Linked DNA regions of Homo sapiens: region 1 is linked to region 2. A link is an interaction called in ENCODE POLR2A ChIA-PET data of the cell type or tissue named here. Cell type or tissue: PC-9. All regions are shown on one strand. Links, peaks and the distances in the headings refer to the core of each region. The heading gives the core; the rest is flanking DNA.

Region 1 (5,370 bases), core at 302-5,301, 510 kb after region 2:
TGGCGATTGCCTCAGGTTGGAGAGGAGAAGAAAGTGTAGATCAACTGCTACTGCTTAATGGGCCTGGCAGTTATTTTGGGGGCCATGGAAACGTTTTGGAACCAGGTAGAGGTTACTTATGCAACCCTTTGAAAGTATTAAATACCACTGAATTGTGAACTTTAAAATGGTTAGGTTTTGGTGGGGATGTTTTTTGTTAGTTTTTTAAAGTTTTGTGGGTACACAGTACATACATATATTTATGGGGTACATAAGATGTTTTGACACAGGCATGCAATGCATAATAATAATCACATCAATTAAAATGGGGTATCCATCCCCTCAAGCATTTATCCTTTGTGTTACAAACAATCCAGTTATAGTCAACTGCAGTTATGCTTTTTAAATGTACAATCAAAATTATTATTGACTATAGTCACCCTATTGTGCTAGGAAATACTAGATCTTATTCATTCTTTGTGGGTTTTTTGTACCCATTAACAATCCCTACCTTACCCCTAACCCACCACTACCCTCCCCAGCCCCTCTGCTAACCATCCTTACACTCTGTATGTCCATGAGTCGAATTGTTTAAATTTTTAGATTCCACAAAGAGTGAGAACATGTGATGTGTCTTTCTGTGCCTGGCTTATTTCATTTAGCATAATGACCTCCAGTGCTATCCATATTGTTGCAAATGACAAGATCTCTTTTTTTTTTTATGGCTGAATAGTACTCCTAAAGTGGTTAGTTTTATGTTATGTGAATTATGCCTCAATTTTTTAAAATCTTAATAAAAATAAAGCTGGTTCTTTGAAAATACTAGTGATAACATCAGTAAATTCAAAAGCTTAAGAAAAATGGGGCTGGGCATGTTGGCTCATGCCTGTAATCTCAGCACTTTGGGAGGCCACAGCAGGAACATTGCTGGAGACCAGCCTGGGCAACGTAGCAAGACCCCATATCGATTTTTTAATTTATTTTTTTTGAAACGGAGTGTCACTCTTGTTGCCCAGGCTGGCATGCAAAGGCATGATCTCGGCTCACTTCAACCTCTACCTCCCAGGTTCAAGCGCTTCTCCTGTCTCAGCCTCCTGAGTAGCTGGGATTACAGGTGTGTGCCACCATGCCTGGCTAATTTTGTTTATTTATTTATTTATTTTGAGACGGAGTCTTGCTCTGTCGTCCAGGCTGGAGTGCAGTGGCGCCATCTCGGCTCACTGCAAGCTCTGCCTCCCAGGTTCACGGCATTCTCCTGCTTCAGCCTCCCAAGTAGCTGGGACTACAGGTGCCCGCCACCTCGCCTGGCTAATTTTTTGTAATTTTAGTAGAGACAGGGTTTCACCGTATTAGCCAGGATGATCTTGATCTCCTGACCTCGTGATCCGCCCGGCCTGGCTAATTTTGTATCTTCAGTAGAGACAGGGTTTCACCATGTTTGCCAGCCTGGTCTTGAACTCCTGACCTCAGGTGATCCCCCCTCCTTGGCCTCTCAAAGTACTGGGGTTACAGGCGTGCGCCACCATGCCCAGCTAATTTTGTATCTTCAGTAGAGACAGGGTTTCATCATGTTGGCCAGGCTGGTTCTCAAACTCCTGATCTCAGGTGATCCGCCCATCTTGGCCTCCCAAAGTATTGGGATTATAGGCGTGAGCCACTGTGCCCAGCCCCGTCTTCTATTTTTAAAAATAAAATATTTAAAAATGGATAATTTCCAGGGAAAATGTAACTTATTCTAACTCAACAAGATAGAAAACCTAAAGAGATATAACTTCATATTAATTATATTGGTAGTAGTTAAATTAGACCAAAAAACTCCAGGCCTAAATGATTTTACATGGGAGTTCTCCCAGACCTTCAAGGAACAGATAATTTATCTCTTAGACAAACTATTCCCAAGAATAGAAAAATGTAGCTTCTTCTCCGAGAAAACACCAAATGGCGGATGACGCCGGTGCAGTGGGGGGGCCTGGAGGCCCTGGTGGCCCTGGGATGGGGAACCGCGGTGGCTTCCGCAGAGGTTTCGCCAGTGGCATCCGGGGCCGGGGTCGCAGCCGTGGACCGGGCCGGGGCTGAGGCCGCGGAGCTCGCGGAGGCAAGGCCAAAGATAAGGAGTGGATGCCCGTCACCAAGCTGGGCCGCTTGGTCAAGGACATGAAGATCAAGTCCCTGGAGGAGATCTATCTCTTCTCCCTGCCCATTAAGGAATCAGAGATCATTGACTTTTTCCTGGGGGCCTCTCTCAAGGATGAGGTTTTGAAGATTATGCCAGTGCAGAAGCAGACCCGTGCTGGCCAGCGCACCAGGTTCAAGGCGTTTGTTGCTATCGGGGACTACAGTGGCCACGTCGGTCTGGGTGTTAAGTGCTCCAAGGAGGTGGCCACCGCCACCCGTGGGGCCATCATCCTGGCCAAGCTCTCCATTGTCCCCGTGCACAGAGGCTACTAGGGGAACAAGATCGGCAAGCCCCACACCGTCCCCTGCAAGGTGACAGGCCGCCGTGGCTCTGTGCTGGTGCGCCTCATCCCTGCACCCAGGGGCACTGGCATTGTCTCCGCACCTGTGCCCAAGAAGCTGCTCATGATGGCTGGTATCGATGACTGCTACACCTCAGCCCAGGGCTGCACTGCCACCCTGGGCAACTTCGCCAAGGCCACCTTTGATGCCATTTCTAAGACCTACAGCTACCTGACCCCCGACCTCTGGAAGGAGACTGTATTTACCAAGTCTCCCTATCAGGAATTCACTGACCACCTCGTCAAGACCCACACCAGAGTCTCTGTGCAGCAGACCCAGGCTCCAGCTGTGGCTACAACATAGGGTTTTTATACAAGAAAAATAAAGTGAATTAAGCGTGGGAAAAAAAAAAAGAAAAATGTAGTGCTCCATAACTCATTTTATGAGGCTTATTTATTTTGATACCAAAACCAGACATTAACAGTACCAAAGAGGAAAATTATAGGCCTAAATCACTTGTAAACATAGAGACGAAAATCCCAAATCAAAAGCAATATGGAGCTAGTAATAAGTCTTTTAATATAACCACATTTCCATTGTTATATCTCAAAATACTACCAGTAATTCAATATCCAGTATACAATCAGTATTCAAATATCACCGAATGTTTTCCTTTTTTCTGTTTATCCACACAAGGTTTATATATATTTAAGATATCTCTTAGTCACTAAATTAGGCTTAGCGTGGTGCCTCACGCTTGTGATCTCAGCAGTTTGGGAGGCCGAGGCAGGCGGATCCTTGAGGCTAAGAGTTTGAGACCAACCTGGCCAACATGACAAAACCCCATCTCTACTAAAAATTTAAAAAAGTAACCAGGTGTGGTGGTGCGCACCTGTAGTCTCAGCTACTTGGGAGGCTGAGGCACGAGAATCACTTGAACCCAGCAGGCGGAGGTTGCATTGAGCTGAGATCACGCCATTGTACTCCAGCCTGAGCGACAGAGCAAATCTCTGTTTCAAAAAAAAAAAAAAAAAAAAAAAAAAAAGATGTCTCTTAGGCTCTAAATTTATAAGTTCCTTGCCTTTTTTTTTTTTTTTTTTTTGAGACCATCTTGTTCTGTCACCCATGCTGGAGTGCACTGGTGCTATCTCAGCTCACTGCACCCTCCGCCTCCCGGGATCAAGCAATTCTCCTGCCTCAGCCTCTCGACTGCCTCAGCCTCTCGAGTAGCTGGGATTACAGGTGTGCGCCACCACGCCTGGCTAATTTTTTGTATTTTTAGTAGATACAGGGTTTTGCCATGTTACCCAGGCTGGTCTCAAACTCCTGAGCTCAACTGATCCACCTGCCTCAGCCTCCCAAAGTGCTGGGATTACAGCCGTGAGCTACCATGCCTGGCCCTCTTTTTCTTTTCAATTTATTTGTTGAAAAATGTGGACTTGTATTTCCAGAGTTTCCCCTGGTGAAATTTTGATGATTGCATCTCTGGAGTATTGTTTGATCTTGTCTACTTTCCTTTATTTTTGTTATTTTGTTACACGTGAATATGTCTAGAGGACATATGGCACTCTGCAGCCTGAGGACCAAATGTAAGTCTCCACATGTTTGTAAGTAAACTTCCGTTGGAACATACCTTGGCCATTCATTTACCTACTGTTTATGGCTGCTATTGCGCTTCAATGCAGAGTTGAGTTGTCGAGGACAGACACCATATTGCCGGCCAAGCTTAAAACATGTATGAATGTGACCTCTGGTCTAGAAAACTGACCTCATACCAGTTCAGTTTTTTAGCAGATAATCCTTTGTAGATGATGATGGGTTCAACACAATAGTAAAGGTTTAGCCTTTAAAAGACTCCCAGGTATGTATTACAGGTTGATCTATGACAGAAGTAATGAAAGTTAGAAAAAGATGGCTGGGAATAGTGGCTCATGCCTATAATTTCAGCACTTTGGGAGGCCAGGGCAGGAGGATCTCTTGGGGCCAGGAGTTTGAGACCAGCCTGGGCAACACAGACACTTTCTCTACAAAAAAAAAAAAAAAAGTTTTAATTATTCACGTGTGGTGGTGCACACTTATAGTCCCAGCTACTCGGGAGCCTGAGGTGGAAGGGCCACTTGAGCCCAGGAGTTTGAGGCTGCAGTGAGCTATGAACACACCACTGCAATCCAGCCTGGGCAGTAGAGTGAGACCCTGTCTCTTTAAAAAACAAAAAACAAAACAAAAATCAATTATTCAATGCTGGGACAGTTGGCTTTCTATGCAGAGTTGAGTTGTCGAGGACAGACACCATATTGTCTGTTTCACCGTGTTAGAAAAAACAATTAGATTCCTACCAGCCACCACACACAGAAAAAATTTTCAGGTGTTTTAAAACCCAAAAAGTAAAGCTGCTTTTTTTTTTTTTTTTTTTTTTTTTTTTTTTTAGATAGAGTCTCACTCTGTCGTCCAGGCTGGAGTGCAGTGGCGCGACCTTGGCTCACTGCAACCTCTGCCTCCCGGGTTCAAGCGATTCTCCTACCTCAGCCTCCTGAGTAGCTGGGATTTACAGGCGTGTGCCACCATGCCTGGCTAATTTCTGTATTCTTAGTAGAGACAGGGTTTCACCATGTTGGCCAGAGACTGGTCTTGAACTCCTGACCTCGTGATCCACCCACCTCGGCTTCCTAAAGTGCTGGGATTACAGGCATAAGCCACCGCATCTGGCCAAAGTAAAACTTCTAGACCATATTTACAGCATGAGGTTAGTGAATGACTTTTTTTTTTTGTCGAGTTGGAGTCTCACTGTGTTGCGCAGGCTGGAGTGCAGTGGCACAATCTCGGCTCACTGCAATTTCCGCCTCCTGGGTTCAAGCGATTCTTATGCCTTGACCTCTCAAGTAGCTGGGATTATAGGCATGCACCACCACACCCGGCTAATTTTTATATTTTTAG
Region 2 (5,370 bases), core at 54-5,053:
GGTCAGGCGTTCAAGACCAGCCTGGCCAACATGGTGAAACCACGTCTCTACAAAAATACAAAAATTAGCCGGGCATGATGGCAGGTACCTGTAATCCCAGCTACTCAAGAGGCTGAGGTGGGAGAATTGCTTGAACCTGGGAGGCGGAGGTTGCAGTGAGCCCAGATCACACAATTGCAGTCCAGCCTGGGTGACAGAGCGAGACTCCATCTCAAAAAAAAAAAAAAAAAAAGAAATGAATGTCATAGTTGAGGGGACAGGTTGGTGGGGGCTGGACTTCCAAGGCTTCCTGGCCTGGGAAGGAAGCAGGGGGCGTTGTGGAACCTGGAGTTTTCGGGTCAAATTCTGGCACTTGAGCTTCTCCAAAAGCCACCTGTGTGGGCTGGGGGTGAAATGCCAGGGTTATGGGGAAGGTTTCCCACCCCCTCCCTGCAAGAAGAGAGGAATGGGAGGGCAGGGGAGGGCTGTTTGGCCAGGCCCCTGGTTCAGCCAGCTCTGGGAACCCTGCCCAAGATGCCTGAGACAATGCCGGGATGGAGGCTGGCCTGGCCAGAGGCAGGCCTGGGAGGGGGCAGGAGCAGTGCCCACTTCATTCACAGTCCTGGCCTCTGCACAGTGGCCCACAGCACCACCCCCTACTCTTGGGCTCCCTGCCCAGTCCTAGGCTTCTGCCTACCCCTTGGCAGTCACCAGCCATGCCATTCTCCCAGAAGGACTCTTTCCTAGGCTGGTCCTACCCCCTCTGAGGGATAAGTGTGTTTCTGAGAGTTAGTATGTGTCTGAGTGTGCTTCAGGATGTGAGTGTATATACATGTGTGGGTGTGTGAGGGGGGTGAATGTGTGTAGGAGTGTTGGAGTGTGTGTCTGCATGTATGTGTGTGTGTATCTAAGTATCTGAGTGTCTCCATGTATGAGTGTATAGATAAGTGCATGTGAGTGTGTCGAGGTGTGAGAATGTGTATATAAATGTATGAGCGTATATGAGTGTGTATGAGTGTGTGTATGACAATATGTATATAAATGTGTGTGCATGAGACTGTATTTGAATGTGTGTGTGTGTGGGGTGTGTGAGATGTATGTGAATGTGTCTATGAATATGTATATGAATGTTTTTGTGTTTTGTGTGGGTGTGTGAGAATGTGTATATGAATGTGTGTGAGTGTGTGGGTGTGTAAAATGTATATGAATGTGTGTGTGAATGTGTATGTGAGTGTGTGTATATGAATGTAGGTAGGTGTATATGAGTGTGGGTGTGTGAAGATGTATATGAGTGTGTGTGTCTATGAGTGGGTGTGTGGCAATGTGTATATGAATGTGTGTGAGTGTGTATATGAATGTGTGTGTGAAGATGTATATAAATGTGAGTGTGTATGTGTGTATGGGTGTGTGTGAGGGTGTATATGGATGTGTGTAAATGTGTATAAGTGTGGGTGTGTGTAAATGTGTATATGGATATGTGTGTGTGTGTGAGAGGATGTACATGAATGTGTGTGTGTGTGAGGGTGTATATGGATTGTGTGAATGTGTATATGAATATGTGTATGTGAACGTGGGTGTGTGAAGATGTATATGAATGTGTGTATATGAATGTATGTGTGTGTGTGTGAGCGTGGGTGTGTGTGAAGATGTATATGTTTGTGTGTGTGTGTGAAGGTGTATATGGATGTGTGTGAATGTGTCTATGAATATGTGTGTATGTGAGCGTGGGTGTGTGTGAAGATGTATATGAATGTTTGTGTGTGGGTGTGTGTGAAGCTGTATATGGATGTGTGTGAATGTGTATATGAATGTGTGTGTGTGTATGTGAGCGTGGGTGTGTGTGAAGATGTATATGAATATGTGTGTGTGTGTGACGGCGCATATGGATGTGTGTGAATGTGTATATGAATATGTGTGTGTGTATGTGAGCGTGGGTGTGTGTGAAGATGTATGTGAATGTTTGTGTGTGAGTGTGTATGAGGACTGCCCACTCTGCTCCTCCCCTTTCCTCCCGCTCCCCAGCCATTCTGACTGCGCAGTGGGTGCTCTGACCTTTCATTTGGACCAAGGACCACATGACCGGCATTTCTCAGGACAGCCCTCATTCAAACAGTTCACTCCCCCTTCCCCAACCAGTGCCGTTTATTTTTCCAACCCACACAGCCTCATATTCAGGGTGGAAAATGCAGTCACCCATCTCTGGGATCCTCCTCTTCTCTTTGAGCTCGGGAAGAGTGGGACTGGAGGCCTGGAGGGGCCATGGCAGGTTCCAGGAGAAATGGACCCTACTTCTGGGGCTCTAGTAGGGAGCTGGGAGCTGGGGGAGGGGGGGTTGTGGGGACAGGCTTCTTTGTTCCCAGACCCAGGCCTGGCCTGGATTTTTCTGGAGGGGACAGTGGGAGGGAGCCCTGGCTCACAGGGAGAACTGGGATTTGGTTATTAAACCAAGTTGCAAGTTCAGTCTGCTTTCCAGCCAACTTTTCTTCCCACCTCACTTTCTCCTCCAGATAATAGAAATACCCTGGAGGGGTTCCTTTTCTCCCTGGCAAGCTGAGGGAGGCAGGGGCCCTGCCATTGGCCACTCCCTGGGCCTGGGCCAACTCCCCACCCCCGCAACAAGGGGTGCAATTACATCAGCTGCTCTCTCTCAGGCTCTGGCTGTTGCTGGGGGAGGTCCTTGCCCTACTCTGATGCTGGCCTCCTGACTTTTGACTTTCTCTGACCCCTTCCAGGCCTTGAAATCATGGCAGCAGCAAGACCCAACTGGGGCAGCATCATGTCTGGGTTTGAATCCCGGTTCAGCCACTTTCCAGCTGTGTGATGTGGGGCAAGTCAGGTAACCTCCTTGGGCCTCAGTTTCCCTATCTGCAACTGGGGATGACAATAGTGCTCTCTTCCTAGGTTTGTTCTGGGTAATCACTGAATTAATATTTGTTAGGTATTTGTGTTTTACCTTGCACTATGTACGTGTTGGTTAAATAAATACATCATTTCCCTAATGATGGCCAGCTAAGGAATAGGTGGATGGGGTGGGTCACTGACCCACTAACCCCTGGCTTCATGCTTCAGCACTTACTCATTCCCTGGCACTTAGCTCTTATCCCTGCATAGACCCAGGAAGTCTGTGACTTTTTGCTCTCTTTCTCAGGGTTTAAATTCCACCCCTACTATTTACCCTCTGTGGCACTTTGTCTCCTGGGGCAGGGATATCACAGCAGAACACAGAGGCCAGCTCAGGAGAAAGTCTCCCATCCTGACTTGTCTCTCCTCCACTTGTGCCACAGCAGCCACCCCCAGGGAGGCCTGAAGGGAGGTGCCCCAAGTGGCAGGTCTCTTCCCAGTGCCTTAGGTCTTTGCTGTTCTGGAGAGGAAGTGGCAGCTTTGCCTGCTGGGCTAGGGACTTAGGTTTTGGTTTGAGCATGGAAAAGACTCATTCACAGAAACTCCCCTGCCTTCCTGAGGCAATGATCCTGATCCACTAACCAGCTGCTCTCGCTGGGGCTGGGGGAGTGCAGGGGGCTTTGCTCGCCTTGAAGGGCTGGTGGAAGGATTCCTCCCCAGCTTCTCCCTTTTCCCCAGGCTCAGATCCCACCAGGACTGCAACCCTTAGCCCTGTCTGGTCTCCCCTGCAACCCTTGAGGCCACCCTGGAGGCTCAGCCATCCATTCACCCCAGGTGGGTCCCACACTGCCTTAGCTGCCTCTTCCTGGCCCTGTGGCAGCCTGCCTCCTCTCCCCTCCCTCCTCTGGTTGCTCTCATTGTGGGTCTGGAAACTGAGGTAGCCTTGTCGCTGGGGCCTGGCTTCTCGATGCCCAGAGTCCTCCAGCTCTATTCTGCTCTCAAATATGGAGCAAGCACCCACACTGTGCTCTCCAGTGCCTGGCTCTGATGGAAAGGGCCAGTTGGCCCTGGTCACCAGGGAGCCTCTTGACCAGAGTGCAGCCCTCAAAGAAAAGCCAAAGGTCCATGAGATGTCTTCCTTCCCTCCCCTCCCCTCCCCTCCCCTCCCCTCCCCTCCCCTCTGCTCCCTCCCAGAAATGTTCATTGGGCCCTGCCTTTGTAGCAGGTGTGGGCTGGGCCCTGACCATAGAAGAAGACTTCCTTGCCTTGAAGTTCAGAGGGAACCTGGTTGCAGGCCCCAGGCAAGGCTTTCCTTTCTTTGAGTTCCACAGCTCTGCTCACTGAGGGGTTCCAAGGCAGAGGCTGAGTCTCCACCATCAGATCGTGGGCTCCCTGAGGGTAGGGCATGTGGTTTCTGCCCCTCAGAATCTTCTGCATTCATTGATTCACAGTTCATTCATTTACAGCACTCAGGAATGCTTCTGTGGGCCAGGTTGTGCCGGGCCTTTGTGAGCTGATCTGTTTCAGCAGGTGCCATCTAAACTGGTTTCTGGTGGATGAGAAGAAGCTAGTTCTGGGAAGAGTGTTCCAGGCAGACAGAACAACACGTGCAAAGCCAGGAGCCTGAGAGCTATTGGGGTAGGCTGAGGCAGGAAGGGGCTTTGAAGATACAGTGACTCACAGGAAAGCAGGGGCCTGTCTGGGGAGCTGAGGAGAAAGAAGTCCTTGAGAATGGTTGAAGATTTTACTTCTGTGGCAGGAGAGAAAACCTAGGAGAGTGTCAAGTATCATTGCCCAAAGGAAGACAGGAATTCAGCATTCTGCGGAATCCCTGACTCATCGCTGGGGGTGGAGGGAGGTGGGAGAAGACTCGGCTGCCTGTGCTTCATTTCTAGCCTTCCAGGAGGACGTCAGCAACCTCCTTGCAGATTCCTTCCTCCTCTGCCCCCTCAACCTCCCTGCCCTTGCAGGGAATGAATCCCGGAGCTCTAGCTGTCATCGAGTTCTCCCTGTTGTCTAATCCTAGTCTCTCCTGCTGCATTCTTGCGTGTCCTTGGAGATTAACCACAATTTGGGGCCTGCAGTGTCTTTTCCCAGTGCCTGGCAAAGGCACTCCCTAGCCTTAACCTGTCCCCACTACTGTCCTGGGCCACAGAGGCTGGGTCCAGGGCATGGGGGTAGTTTCCAGGAGACAGTTTGATCCTCAAACTGCAGGCCAAGCCTCCATCTTGATCTCCAGGATTGCTTGAGGTCTTAAATCCCACTGGAGAGGTCTAGAGAAGCCAGGAGAAGCCGAGGCTCTCTGTTCCTGTCTCTTTCTTACCATGACTCTTATTTCTCTTTTCCCTGTCTCTCTCCCCATCTCTTTCTCTCTTCCACTCTCTCTCCACAGATCCCACCCCACCCCAACCCCCACCCCCGACATCTTTTTCTGGTTCGGTCTTCCCCTCCCTCCTTCTTGCTCTCCTTTTCTTTCAGTCCCTTGCCCTCCCTACCTGTAGGACTCAGTCTCCATTCCCATCCCTAGCCCTCTTTCTCTCTGATGGCCCC

The links. Peaks named below come from ENCODE experiments on the same cell type or tissue, not always from the same donor. Only the 100,000 strongest peaks of a DNase experiment are listed, where the experiment ranks them.
Region 1: POLR2A ChIA-PET joins it to region 2 with 10 read pairs; 2 of 35 experiments call an interaction of 5 or more read pairs at or near these places.

What each region holds. Positions count from the first base shown.
Region 1 is chr6:43,536,251-43,541,620 of GRCh38, reverse strand. All of the region lies in intron 20 of XPO5 (exportin 5), which reads left to right. It also overlaps a transcript of POLR1C not described here and the pseudogene RPS2P29. Among named protein-coding and RNA genes, the nearest start is that of POLR1C, 22 kb to the right of the region's middle. In PC-9, for the core only: no CTCF peak of the experiment used is centred there; no DNase peak of the experiment used is centred there.
Region 2 is chr6:44,041,027-44,046,396 of GRCh38, reverse strand. The region is part of intron 1 of SCIRT (stem cell inhibitory RNA transcript); the gene reads left to right. Among named protein-coding and RNA genes, the nearest start is that of SCIRT, 31 kb to the left of the region's middle. RefSeq lists enhancers at 2,471-2,765, 3,610-4,358. In PC-9, for the core only: CTCF peaks have their summits at 4,148 and 4,351; DNase peaks (open chromatin) are centred at 2,616, 3,116 and 4,636; H3K4me3 peaks cover 1,590 bases; H3K27ac peaks cover 4,054 bases.